Regions from separate parts of the Homo sapiens genome. Here region 2 is linked to region 1. Evidence: read pairs that join two places in POLR2A ChIA-PET (ENCODE). Cell type or tissue: Caco-2. All regions are shown on one strand. Links, peaks and the distances in the headings refer to the core of each region. The heading gives the core; the rest is flanking DNA. Region 1 overlaps TEDC1 (tubulin epsilon and delta complex 1). Region 2 has its middle 27 kb from the start of FAM30A.

The links. ChIA-PET counts read pairs that join two places held together with the same protein. Peaks named below come from ENCODE experiments on the same cell type or tissue, not always from the same donor. Only the 100,000 strongest peaks of a DNase experiment are listed, where the experiment ranks them.
Region 2: POLR2A ChIA-PET joins it to region 1 with 6 read pairs; 2 of 35 experiments call an interaction of 5 or more read pairs at or near these places.

The regions. Positions count from the first base shown.
Region 1 is chr14:105,497,651-105,503,927 of GRCh38, forward strand. TEDC1 (tubulin epsilon and delta complex 1) reads left to right here. Exons shown (of 9, transcript NM_001367178.1): 8 at 148-327; 9 at 967-1,598. The coding sequence ends at 1,296. Among named protein-coding and RNA genes, the nearest start is that of TEDC1, 9.5 kb to the left of the region's middle. RefSeq lists a silencer at 1,162-1,456. In Caco-2, for the core only: no CTCF peak of the experiment used is centred there; a DNase peak (open chromatin) is centred at 2,351.
Region 2 is chr14:105,942,290-105,948,566 of GRCh38, forward strand. It overlaps IGH and the pseudogene IGHVII-1-1. Among named protein-coding and RNA genes, the nearest start is that of FAM30A, 27 kb to the left of the region's middle. In Caco-2, for the core only: a CTCF peak has its summit at 2,868 (motif pointing left); a DNase peak (open chromatin) is centred at 2,822.

The DNA of each region.
Region 1 (6,277 bases), core at 378-5,377:
GGCCTTTGTGCCTCCCTGGACGTCACAGTTGCTGAGATGGTGGCATCCAGCCCGCTGTGGGACCTGGGGGACTACCACTGCCCTCTTTGCCCTCTGTCCCTCTGTCCCCTTGGCTTGGTGCACGCTGTCTCACTTGGGTCTCTGTAGGACACGGTCCTGGGCACCTGTGCCCCGGAGGTGCCTGCTGCAGCCTCACAGCCCACCTTCCTGCCCTGGGTCCCCGAGCGCGGGGGTGGCGAGTTGGACCTGGTAGTGCGGGAGCTGCAGGCACTGGAGGAGGAGCTGCGGGAGGCTGCGGAGCGCAGGCGGGCGGCCTGGGAGGCCAAGGTGAGTGCCAGCCTCGCTCTGGGCACCAGCCCAGCCCCACCTTCGGGGGATGGCTGACCTGAGGGCACTTTGGACTTGCTGAATCCTACAGTTGCATTTGTCAAGCATGGCAGGGGACACACTTAGAGGCACGTACCCTGAGGGAGCGGGAGGGCACCTGGTGAGGAGCCGCAGCTGCTGCGAGACAGCCCCCGCCCCTCCTGCGGGAGGTCTGTTGTCTGATTCTTTGCATGAGGGAGGGAAGCCCGTGCTGTGTGGGCCCTGCTGCTCCCATGCGTCCGCCACACATGCATCACACGGTAGTAGTCACTCCTCCACACCTGCCTGGGACCCGTCTAACCTCCTGGTGGCCACCTGGGCCTCCACCCTAGACTCAGAGCTGCCCGCTTAACCTGCGCAGGTTCATGGCTGTGAACACGGGGCTGTGTTGGCTCCATCTATTTTCTTTTTCTGAAGAGTTTTAACTTAAATTGCAGGCATGATTTTCCCCTTAAAATTTTCAGTAAGCCTCTCTGAAGAGCATGGGCGTTTCCCGCATGCCTGCAGCGCCTGCACCTGAGTCTGGGCTCAGGGAATGCTCAGGGAGCCTGAGGCCAGTGTCCTGGGGGGACAGAGCCATTGCCATTGTGTCCCACGCAGGCTGGAGGCTGTGGACGGGGGCCAGAGTGGAGTGCCGCGCGGCGGGCCTCTCGGGAGGCTGTGGAAAAGGAGCTGGGAGCTCTACAGCAGTGCTGGGAGCGAGACGGTGGCCCGGCCCAGCCCCATGGGCCACACCGGCTGGTGAGACGAGAGGATGGGGCAGCAGGGGACCGGGACCTGCGGGCAGCTGTGGTGATCAGGACGCTGAGGAGCCAGGAGGCCTGCCTGGAGGCGGTGCTACGTCGACTACAGGGACAGTGTCGGCAGGAACTGGCCAGGCTGGTGGGAGCCCGCCCTGGTCTCATCTGGATCCCGCCACCTGGACGCTGAGGGCCTGTCGACGGGCCCTCGTGTGGGAAGCCTGCCCTGGCCCAGCCTGGCTGGGTCTTGGAGGAGCAGATTCCAAGGCCAGGTGGCCGCAGGGACGATGCAGATGCAGAGCCCACGTCACATGCTCGCTCCAGGGGTGGGGCTGGGCTGACTCTGGCCGGATCCCAGGCCTGTGGCTAGCAGCACTGGGGACAGGAATGGCTGGTCCCTTGAGGAGGTCGTGACAGGCTCAGCCTGGTGGTCTGGAGGGGACTCGGAAATAAATTGTAGCAGCTTTCCTGCCGCTGGCCCTCCCCCTGCCACCCTGTCGGGTTTCCCTGTTTGGGGGTGGGAGCGTGGAGGAGCCCCTGGGCAGTGGTGGCCAGTGTAGGGCTGGCCAGGTGCTGGAGGACATGCATACCCCAGCACTGGTGAGTGGCAGGACCACGGGGAGGTGGCACAGGCCTCCCTGGAGCGGGATTATCTCGGCCCCGCCCCCCTTCATTTGGGCTCCCGCTGTGGGCCTGGCCCTGGGCTGTGAGCACAGCTGCCCCCACCTCCGGCCAAGGCTGTGCCTGGTGGGTGCGCCGGATGGGAGCCCGGGGCTCTGCTCCTTCCCGGGAGGTGGTGCTCCGGGTGGGGAGGCACAGCATGGACAGAGGGGCTTTGTTCCAGAGGCTGCTCAGCAAGCTCAGCTCATCCCTGACAAAGAGCCATCTGTGTCCGGGGGACGTGCCTCAGCCTGGCGGAAGGAGGGTCGGCCTCATGGCACCCCCCCCGCCCCCCACCAGCAGACACAGGTGGCCCTGAGGCCTCCAGCCCTGCCTGCCTTGCCGGGCTCCCCTCTCTTCTGGGGCTGTCGGACTCTGACCTGAGGTGGGCAGACGATGGGGCTTGTGGGGCCACCTCCAGGCTCCTGCCGGCCCTGCCCCGAGGCCACGTCCATTCCCCCTGCCAGAACATGCTCTCACTGGGGCATGTGCCTGAGTGACAGCACACACCTGGGGCTCCAGCTCCAGTCTCAGCCTGTCTGGGCCTCCTTGGTCCCAGGGGTGGACACGCCTAGACCGCCTGCCTTCCCATTCCGGTGCATGGGACCCAGGAGCACCGGCAAGACCTGGCCGTGGCCAGCAAGGCCTCCCTTTCAGGAGCACCTCTCTGACCCTCTCATGCAGCTGGGCCTCCTGTGGGCCACCAGGATTTGTGCAAATGCTCCCTGGCCTGCGCCACCCTCCGGCCCCTCCGCCAGCTCCTCCTAAGGGCTCCTGCCACCTCCACCTGCTGGTTCCAGCTCTGTTCCAGGCCCTCAGACCTCAACCCTCCTCCACCTGCAGCCTCTGAAAGTCCCCCGTGCTCTCAGCAACCCTCGACTGCCGGACAGGGCTCTTCTTGGGCTGGGAGCAAGTCCACTTGAAGCCCTGCTTTTTATAAACTGCCACAGAACCAGGACTCTCACGGGCCTGGGGGACTTGATTTTTACGAGCACAAAAGCAGGCTTATTGTCATGGAGTTGTCACCTCTCGATGTGATGCGTGAATTCAGGGCAGTCCAAGTCCTGGGTGCGCGTGTGCCCCCATGATGCTGGCGGTGGAGAGGGCCTGAGAGGCCAGGGCCTGCGGGAGGGAAGCCGGCAGGGTGCCCTAGTGCTGCCCGTCATGATGGAGCAGGGATGGGACCCTGGCCTTCAGCTCTAGTTGTTATCACACATGCAGTGGCTCGAGTCGCCTGAAGTCACGCCCTCTTGTTCTGTGGGTCGGGGGTTGCCAGTCCACAGGGTTAAAGCTGGATGGGCAGGCAGGGCTGTGTGGCCCCCAGCTCAGAGCAGGCATGGAGGTCCTCACAACACTGCCTCTCTGACACTCTCCTGCCTCCCTCCCCTGCCTTCAGGAGCCCGAGTCATCCTCAAGACCCCCATCCCCTCTGTCCCCATAGACTTCCTGTCTTAAGGCCAGCTGCAGCTTTTCCCTTCTGTCTTGCGACCTGCCCCAGACCCACGGAACAGCCTGGAGGCCCACGGTGTCGGCCTGGCTGGGGCAGTAGGGCCCTGCACCCTGGACGAGCCAGCATCTGTGTAAGGACAGTGCAGTTTGCTTCCCAGGAAGACAGAGGCGAAGATGGCCTCACAGGAAACAGCAGAGGTCACCTGGCGCGTGAGACCAAGTGCGCTTACTGGAAGGTGCAATAAACTTCAACAAAACTAGAAATTTTTTTTTTTTTAAGACAGAGTCTTGCTCTTGTCACCCAGGCTGGAGTACAGTGGCGCAGTTTCGGCTCACTGCAACCTCCGCCTCCCGGGTTCAAGCGATTCTCCTGCCTCAGCCTTCTGAGTAGCTGGGATTACAGCAGTGCGCCACCATGCCCGGCCAATTTTTGTATTTTTAGTAGAGATGGGGTTTCATCGTATTGGTCAGGCTGGTCTTGAACTCCTGACCTCAGGTGATCCACCCGCCTCGGCCTCCCAAAGTGCTGGGATTACAGGCATGAACCACTGTGCCCGGCCAAAACTAATGTTTATTAAGAGGTGGTGCAGCTGGATGCAGTGGCTCATGCCTGTAATCCCAGCGCTTTGGGAGGCCTGGATGGGAGGATTGCATGAGCCTGGGAGATCAAGACCAGCCTGGGCAACATAGGGAGGCCCCACCACTACAAAAAATAAAAAAAGCAGCTGGGTGTAGTGGCATGTGCCTGTAGTCCCAGCTACATAGAAGGGAGGCCGAGACAGGAGGATCGCTTGAGCCTGGAGACCAAGGCTATGAGGCCAAGTGAGCTATGATCTTGTTACTGCACTCCAGCCTGGGCAACAGAGTGAGACCCTATATGAAAAAGAAAAAACGATTAATGAGATGGAAGTGCAGTGTCTCATACGCTTGCCTATTCTGTTCCGGCTGGCTCAGCCTTCCTGGCCTCTGCTTCCCTTTCTGCACTACTTCAGGGCTCCTTCACCTGGTCCTGGCTGACCCTGCCTTGAGGGATGAGGCTGGTTGGGACTCCGGCCAGGTCAGGATCACAACCTCTGGGGCCTGTGGTGGTCGCACCTCCCCCTGGAGCCCAGGGAATGTGTCCTACGGCCTCTGAAGTCCCGCCTTGGTTGGACAGGAGGGTTTCTCTTTTTTTTTTTTTTTTTTTTGAGACAAGATGTTGCTCTGTCACTCAGTGGCACAGTCAGCTCACTGCAGCCTCCATCTTCCAGGATCAAGTCATCCTCCCACCTCAGCCTCCTGAGTGGCTGGGACTGCAGCCTTGATCTTCCGGGATCAAGTCATCCTCCCACCTCAGCCTCCTGAGTGGCTGGGACTGCAGCCTCGATCTTCCGGGATCAACTAATCCTCCCATCTCAGCCTCCTGAGTGGCTGAGACTACAGGCGCGTGCCACCATGCCCAGCTAATTTTTGTATTTTCATTTTTAGTAGACGCAGGGTTTCACCATGCCGCCCAGGCTGGTCCCAAACTCCTGGGCTCAAGTGATCTGCCTGCCTCTACCTCCCAAAGTGCCGGGATTACAGGCGTAGGCCACCGCTCCTGGCAGGAGAGAAGTGTTTCTGAGTGGTTCCTGTTTATCTCATGGGGACCCTGACCGCTCAGTCCACACTGCCCTTGTCTACCCCATGGCCTTGGGTGTGGTTGTGGCTGGTGGCTCTGAAGTCCTGCGCCTGGGCTCAGCCTCCAGCTGTCTGTCCCTGCGTGTGAGCCTGCATTGGCTCTGCAGCCATCCCTGTCCTCAGAGTGGTCGGAGGGTGTCCTGCCCGGCCTCTCGCTGCCCTGCCTGGCTGTGCTGGGCTGGTCCCTCAGTCATTCTACCTGAAGTCACGTGGTGCCCAATATGTGCCATTCTGAGGGGCCCCATGGCCATGTCCCAGAGGGAAGAGCAAACACCATAGAGGAAAGTGCTCACAGCTGGAGGACATGGGTGCCCGCCGGGGCTCAGCCCCAAGGGGGGCACAAGCTGAGAGTAGGCAGGGCCCAGGCTTCTGCCCCCATCCGCTGGTGGGGAGGTTCTGTGGCTCAGAGGAGGTGGGTTTGGAGGACAGCTGGACTAGGTGGGTTCTGGCCCACTGGGGCACAGGATTGGCCGCTGTCTTGGTTGCGGGTGTGATGTAGGGAGCTGTGGTGGCTGGGCCCATGGTGGTTTGAGAACTGGGCAGGCTGGGGTGGGCACTGCTGCTTGGTAGCCCGGCTCTGACCTGCTCACAATCTTGGCATCTTAGTGGGTGTCAGGTGGGCAGTTGGCTGCGTGAACCTGGAATTTGGGGCTGGAGAATGGAATGTGAGAATGCAGGGTGTGGGTGGGCTCAGCCGGGGTGGGAGGCAGGGCAGGGCAGGGCAGGGCCCCAGGGTGCGGTGGGCCCGGGGCTGGTGAGGGGCCCGGGGCTGGTGAGGGGCCTGGGGCTGGTGAGGGGCCTGGGTCTGAGGCCTGAGCCTGGGCCTGCACAGTGGTAGGAAGCACAGGCAGGGCAGAGGGGATGGCTGGCAAGTGGGGGTGCGGTCAAGTTGGGGGTCTTGGTGGCCAAGTAAAGACAGTGCTTCCGGACGGAGGGGCTTATCACCTGTGCTGCTGAGGGACAGGGCCGGGGGCTGAAGATCACGCTTGGAGTGGGGGCTACACACCTGACAGAGGGGGATGAGGGGGGCCACGGAGGAGGACACCAGGGCTGTGCTCTCACCAGGTCTCCAGGGTCTTGCCATAAACTGCAGCGAAGACATAGGATGCTGGCTGCAGAGGTTTGGGCTGCAGCCTCCTAAATGTGGGGCCTGTATCTTTTTAAAATGAGCCTAGGATTTGTTGTAATCAGGGAGGGTAACACACAGACGCAGGAATGACCGTCTTGTAGGAAGAAAGTTCTTTTATCCACAGAGAGTGGGGGCTGCTCCACGCAGCTGGGTGGTCGGGGCACAGGAATGGGCAAGACGTCAGCATCAAAACTACAGAAAAAGACGCGCTTAGTGAGGTGGTACAACAGCTACCACGACCTCAGCTAATAAAAAAATGTGGGCCTTGAAGTGG
Region 2 (6,277 bases), core at 608-5,607, 440 kb after region 1:
ATTAGCACCAAACAATTGGAAAATTAATTTTGAAAGGAAAAAACTTGTGAAGACATAAAAAGCAATCAGGATATACCTTAGAAGAAACATAAAACGATGTGGAGTTCTTTACACAGAAAATTGTAAAACATTGCTCAGAGGCTATGAACATATGAAGAGATACACCACATATTGGATGCATGGATTGGAAAACTCAGTGTAATTGAGAGACAGGACTAGCTGGATTTCCTAGGCCGACTAAGAATCCCTAAGCCCAGCTGGGAAGGTGACCACTTCCACCTTTAAACACGGGGCTTGCAACTCAGCTCACACCCGACCAATCAGATAGTAAAGAGAGCTCACTAAAATGCTAATTAGGCAAAAGCAGGAGGTAAAGAAATAGCCAATCATCTATCACCTGAGAGCACAGCGGGAGGGACAATGATCGGGATATAAACCCAGGCATTCGAGCCGGTAACAGCTACCCTCTTTGGGTCCCCTCCCTTTGTATGGGAGCTCTGTCTTCACTCTACTAAATCTTGCAACTGCACTCTTCTGGTCCATGTTTGTTACGGCTCGAGCTTCGCTTTCGCTCACCGTCCACCACTGCTGTTTGCCCCCGTGGGAGACCCACCGCTGGCTTCCATCCCTCCGGATCCATCAGGGTATCCGCTGTGCTCCTGATCCAGCGAGGCGCCCATTGCCACTCTCGATCGGACCAAATGCTCGCCATTGTTCCTGCACGGCTAAGTGCCTGGGTTCGTCCTAATCGAGCTGAACACTAGTCACTGGGTTCCACGGTTCTCTTCCGTGACCCACGGCTTCTAATAGAGCTATAACACTCACTGCATGGCCCAAGCTTCCATTCCTTGGAATCCGTGAGGCCAAGAACCCCAGGTCAGAGAACATGAGGCTTGCCACCATCTTGGAAGTGGCCTGCGGTCATTTTGGAAGCGGCCTGCCACCATCTTGGGAGCTCTGGGAGCAAGGGCCCCCCAATAACATAATTAAGATGCCAGTTTTCCCTAAATAAAATCTATAGTTTAAATTTAATCCAAATCAAAATCCCATTCAACCCAGCAATTCAATTACTGGAATTTCTCCAGGGTATAAAAGCACATGTGCTCCAATGATACAATGAATGCTTAGTAATCACAAGCAAATACCTTAAATGTCTCATAACATCTTTCACACAAAAGCTGTTGCATGTCTATTAGCTAATGATTCTTACATCTCATCCGGACCATGCAGCATGAGCAAAGGGATTTCTAACCTTCCGAAGTCTCAGTACTAACTGAGGACTTTACACAAATTGGAAATGGTCACGTGCATTTCATGGTGAGGGTGGGGAGCTTTTGCACTGGAAAGTCCTGTAGAGAAGATTCCGTTATCTTAGTAAAATCACACAGTTTTACTTTGCAGATTGGGATTACTATCGGATAAAGGGTTACTGATGTGGGAAGTTTTCCTACTTTATTATCCTTTTAGGTTCCTATGTGATACGGTTTGGCTCTGTGTCCCCACCCCAATCTCATCTCTAGTTGTAATTCTGATGTATCAAGGAAGGGTCCAGGTGGGAGGTGATTACAGGCATCTGCCACCACGCCCAGCTAATTTTTGTGTTTTTAGTAGAGACAGGTTTTGCCATGTTGGCCAGGCTGGTCTCAAAGTCCTGACCTCAAGTGATCCGCCTGCCTCGGCCTCCCACAGTGCTGGGATTACAGGTGTGAGCCACTGCACCCGGGCTCCAGGCTACACTTGAAGCATTTCTTAGGTTCAGTTCAGAGCAGCCTTTAGTCCTGAATTAATGTGGCACCACTACTCACGAGATTACTTCGGAAGATTGCTTGAAGCTTTACATATCTCAAGGTCTTTCCACCCTGGCTGGGAGAACACAAACAATGCTTTCCTTGTGTAGGCTCTGTGTAGTTTTGGGTCCACAGGTTTCTGGTGATTTCCCCCTGATATCGAGTAGTTTCTTTTCATGCAGGCATAAGTCAGGCATAAGTCAGTTCTCAGCCCCAAACCTGAGGGATCCCCCTCCCTGCGGCAAGTCTCCAGCTGTTCTCCCCCCGCCCCACCCCGGCCCATCCTGGCTGCACAGCAGCCTGCTCCCCGGTGCTCCTCCCCTCGGGCTGCTGCTGCCTTGAACTCTGCTCTCTGTCCGCTCAGCTCACTAAGCCTTTCCGTGTGTCCTGGCAGCTGCTTTCAGGCAATAGCAGGATTCGTTCATTTGTTTTTCTTTTCTCAGGGGTTATGATCCTGTGATGCTTGTTTCCAAATGTCTGAAAACTACTTTTTCAAAACATTTCCACCTCAGTGTTCTATTTGTTTAAGGAATGTGGGTAAGTGCATTTTACCCACAGGGCTTGAACCAACATTCAAAATTTTATGTTAGAACCTGTTAAAGACAAAGGGCAAAACTGATCACAAACTCAAATGCAGGACAGTTGCACTGCGATTCTTTTTTCGTTAGGTTACAGCCCTTATGTGTTGTACTCCGCGGGCGCAGGCTGAGAGCCGTCTGCACCTTTGTTACTGCGGCCCGACGCCCTCTTGCCAGGGCCACAGCAGCATCCCCCGGGTCACCGAGCCGGGGCTTTCCCACGTGCCTCCTTACAATTGCTATGTTTCTGCAAGCAGAGGCCCAAGGAAGTATGAAGCACTCCTCAATATCTAAATTAGCTAGCAAAACTCTACAGGGTGATTAAAAAAAAAAAAAAAAAACAACTGTGAAGGTGAGAGGTGCAGTGAGTCCTTGGCAGAGGCCGTTTGCTCAGGGAAAGTAAAACCAATGACCTGACTCAACGCGGACACGTCTGCCCCGCCCCCTAAAACCTGCTTCTGGGGCCGCTGTGTGGTCTGGAGCGCCGCCTGGTGGTCTTGTGCTTCCCTGCAGGGAGGTTTGTGTCTGGGCTCACGCTGAGGTCCCCATTCTGTCTCCCACGGGAATGTGCGGCCCTGCCCTTGGCCATCACGGAGCTCAGCTGCAGGGATAACTGGGCCTTGGATGTGTCTCTACAGATGGAGAGTTGGCCCAGAAAGGCTGGGCTGAAGTGTGTGCTGCCCCTGGAGCTGAGGTGCCCCAGCGCCTTCCCAGAGGGCTGCTGGGTCCAGGCCCAGAGGTCTGTGAGGACCTCACCAGCCCTGGGCATGACTCCAGTAGCTGCATCTGATGCAGGACACTCAGGGACAAGAAGCAAAGAGATGAGTCACAAGCGGACACCACAGCCCACAGCCCCCGTTCTGAAATCTCTGAGACACTCACATGGAGGTACAGCCATCAGGCAGAGGACGACACACAGAGATCTCATGTTTTCCTCAACAAGGGGCTCGACTTTCTCAGTGGCCTCTCCAGGACAGAACAAGAAAAAATAACTGGCTGTCTCTAGTTTGAGGTTGCATTTCGCTGGGTCTCTGGGATGGAAATGTGTCTTGTGTCTTCAGGAGTCTGCAGGGCAGCCGCTGCTGTGACTCAGGTAGAAACTTCTCTCCCCTGATGTCCTGGCCCCTCGTTATCCCTGCCACAGTGCAATCAGACTGGGCACCGCTTTAGGGAGAAACGGAGGACATGGAGTGAGGGCAGGGTAGTGGAGACTATTGAAGAGAGTCAAAACTCTCCAGGGGTAGAGACGCCTCCAGGACCCCTTGGCATTGTTTTCTTCACTTTGCAGGAGTAGGAAGGAGCTGAGAGTCTAGACAGAGCCTCAGATGCACAACCCTGATTTGGCATATCGGGGAGCAATCTCATCAGCCCAGGAGAAGGCCCAGGAGAAGGGGCAGCTCTTTGTGCCTCTGCAGAGAAGCGGCAGGGACTGGGAGGACATTTTCCCTGCCCAGCAGGTGGTGCTGCCTCCTTGTTCCCTGCCTGGCACAGCCTCGGGGTGCAGCTGCTGGCTTTCCCAGGGTCTGTGGAGAGCGTCTTCTTGGTACTTCCTTAACGTCAAATAAAGTGAATGCCTTCTCAATGCACATCTTAATTCATCATTGGAAAGGCCAAGACACACGCACACACACATCTATATGTTTTTCTGACAAGAGCTAGAGACAATTGATAAGTATGTTATCTGACTGTAGTTCACCTTAAGGAGGAAAAAACTATTAAGAAATTTCTTAAGTGTAAATTGTGCCTAATTATGAGTAAATTAGTAACAGAAGTAAAAAATAATAACTGCAGTCAACTTATACACTTTAAAAGAATACTCTGTGAAACAATGACGTGTTATCAAAAAAGGGACACTTAATTTGTTATGTGTGGTGATGGTCAATGAGCAGACTCGTGTTCTTGCTGGAGAAGTCGCAGCATCCCCACAGGTGGACTTCCTGCAGCAATCTTGTGTGTCTCACACTTCTGTCCAAAGCATGTAAGGGGGGAACTCAGTGCGCACAGGAACCTGACGCCTGCCACCCAAGGGATGCGTGAGCTTCCGTATAAGCAGAAGAAGATGGAAACTTCAGCACCTGCAACAGAAGAGGCTTTCTGCTTTGGGGACCCAAACAGTTCCATCTATGGTGGAGATGTAGGCTCATTCCTACATCAACGTCAACAAGCCATTGGACACAACAACATTTAGGAGTAGTCGACCGCACCTTCTCCAATGTGGCCTGCACAGCCCAGGCTGCAGGGTGGGAGAGGTCGATTCTGGAGAAAAGTCATTCCTGCTCCCCTGGTACACTCTCCTCCCCCACTGCTTCATACAGGGACCAATGTGATGATGCCATCATGATGTTGAAGCACACACTGAGCCCTGTAATCAATTAGAGGGCTTTCCTATCCACCCATCCACACACACATCCACCCATCCACTCACCCGTCCATCCGTCCACCACTTATCCATGCATCCATCCACCCACCCAGCCATGCATTCATCCAGCCATCCCACAATCCACCCACCCACCCACACATCCAAACGTCCATCCACGAATTCATGCATCTGTCCACCCATCCAGCCATGCATTCATCCAGCCATCCCACAATCCACCCACCCACCCACACATCCAAACGTCCATCCACGAATTCATGCATCTGTCCACCCATCCAGCCATGCATTCATCCAGCCATCCCACAATCCACCCACCCACCCACACATCCAAACGTCCATCCACGAATTCATGCATCTGTCCACCCATCCAGCCATGCATTCATCCAGCCATCCCACAATCCACCCACCCACCCACACATCCAAACATCCATCCACTAATTCATGCATGTGTCCACCCATCCAGCCATGCATTCATCCAGCCATCCCACAATCCACCCACCCACCCACACATCCAAACGTCCATCCACTAATTCATGCATCTGTCCACCCATCCAGCTATCTGTTAGCAGGAGCGAATCCATACAGGTCTGCAGCAACTTGATTCTCGCCTCCTTGGAGGAAAGAATTTGGCCAAGGGGCATACAGAAGAGTGAGAGACCCAAGCAAGTTTTAGAGCAGGAGTAAATGTTTATTAAAGTTTTAAAGTGGGAACTAAAGGAAGTAAAGTACACTTGGAAGAGGGCTAAGTGGGCGACTTGAGAGATCTAAGTGCTCTGTCCGGCCCTTGACTTGGGGTTTTATACATTGACATGGTTCTGGGATTTGTATTTCTTCTCCCTTGATTCTTCCCTTGGAGTGGGCTGCCCACATGTACAGTGGCCTGCCAGCACTTGGGAGGGGCTGCATACACAGTGGGTTTAATGAAATGTGCACATGCTCATTTGAGGTGTCCTTCTCTTACTATTAGAGTGTTCCTAGAGGAAGATTATGTGCCAGTTAAACTCTGCCACTTTGCCTCTTAGTGCATATGCTTGAGCCCACTCACCCAATGCCTGAGATCTTATCAGGAAGCTGCTGATGACCAGTTTCGGGTGTTTTCTATCTATTGGGAGACTGCCTTTTCTTGGCGCTGGCTGAGATCAATTATTATTTATTATTATTATTATTATTTGAGACAGAGCTTTGCTCTGTCACCAGGCTGGAGTGCAGTGGCACAATCTCAGCTCACTGCAGCCTCTTCCTCCCAGGTTCAAGCAATTCTCCTGCCTCAGCCTCCCGAGTAGCTGGAACTATAGATGCACGCCACCACGCCCAGCTAATTTTTGTATTTTCAGTAAAGACAGGGTTTCACCATGTTGGTCAGGATGGTCTCAATCTCTTGACCTTGTGATCCGCCCACCTCAGCCTCCCAAAGTGTTGGGATTACAGACATGAGCCACCGCGTCCAGCCGAGACCAATAATTATTTTAGAGAGGCAGTTTAACAATCCCTTGACTATCAGCTCATGCCTGCCTAATTACCCACTCTAATACATC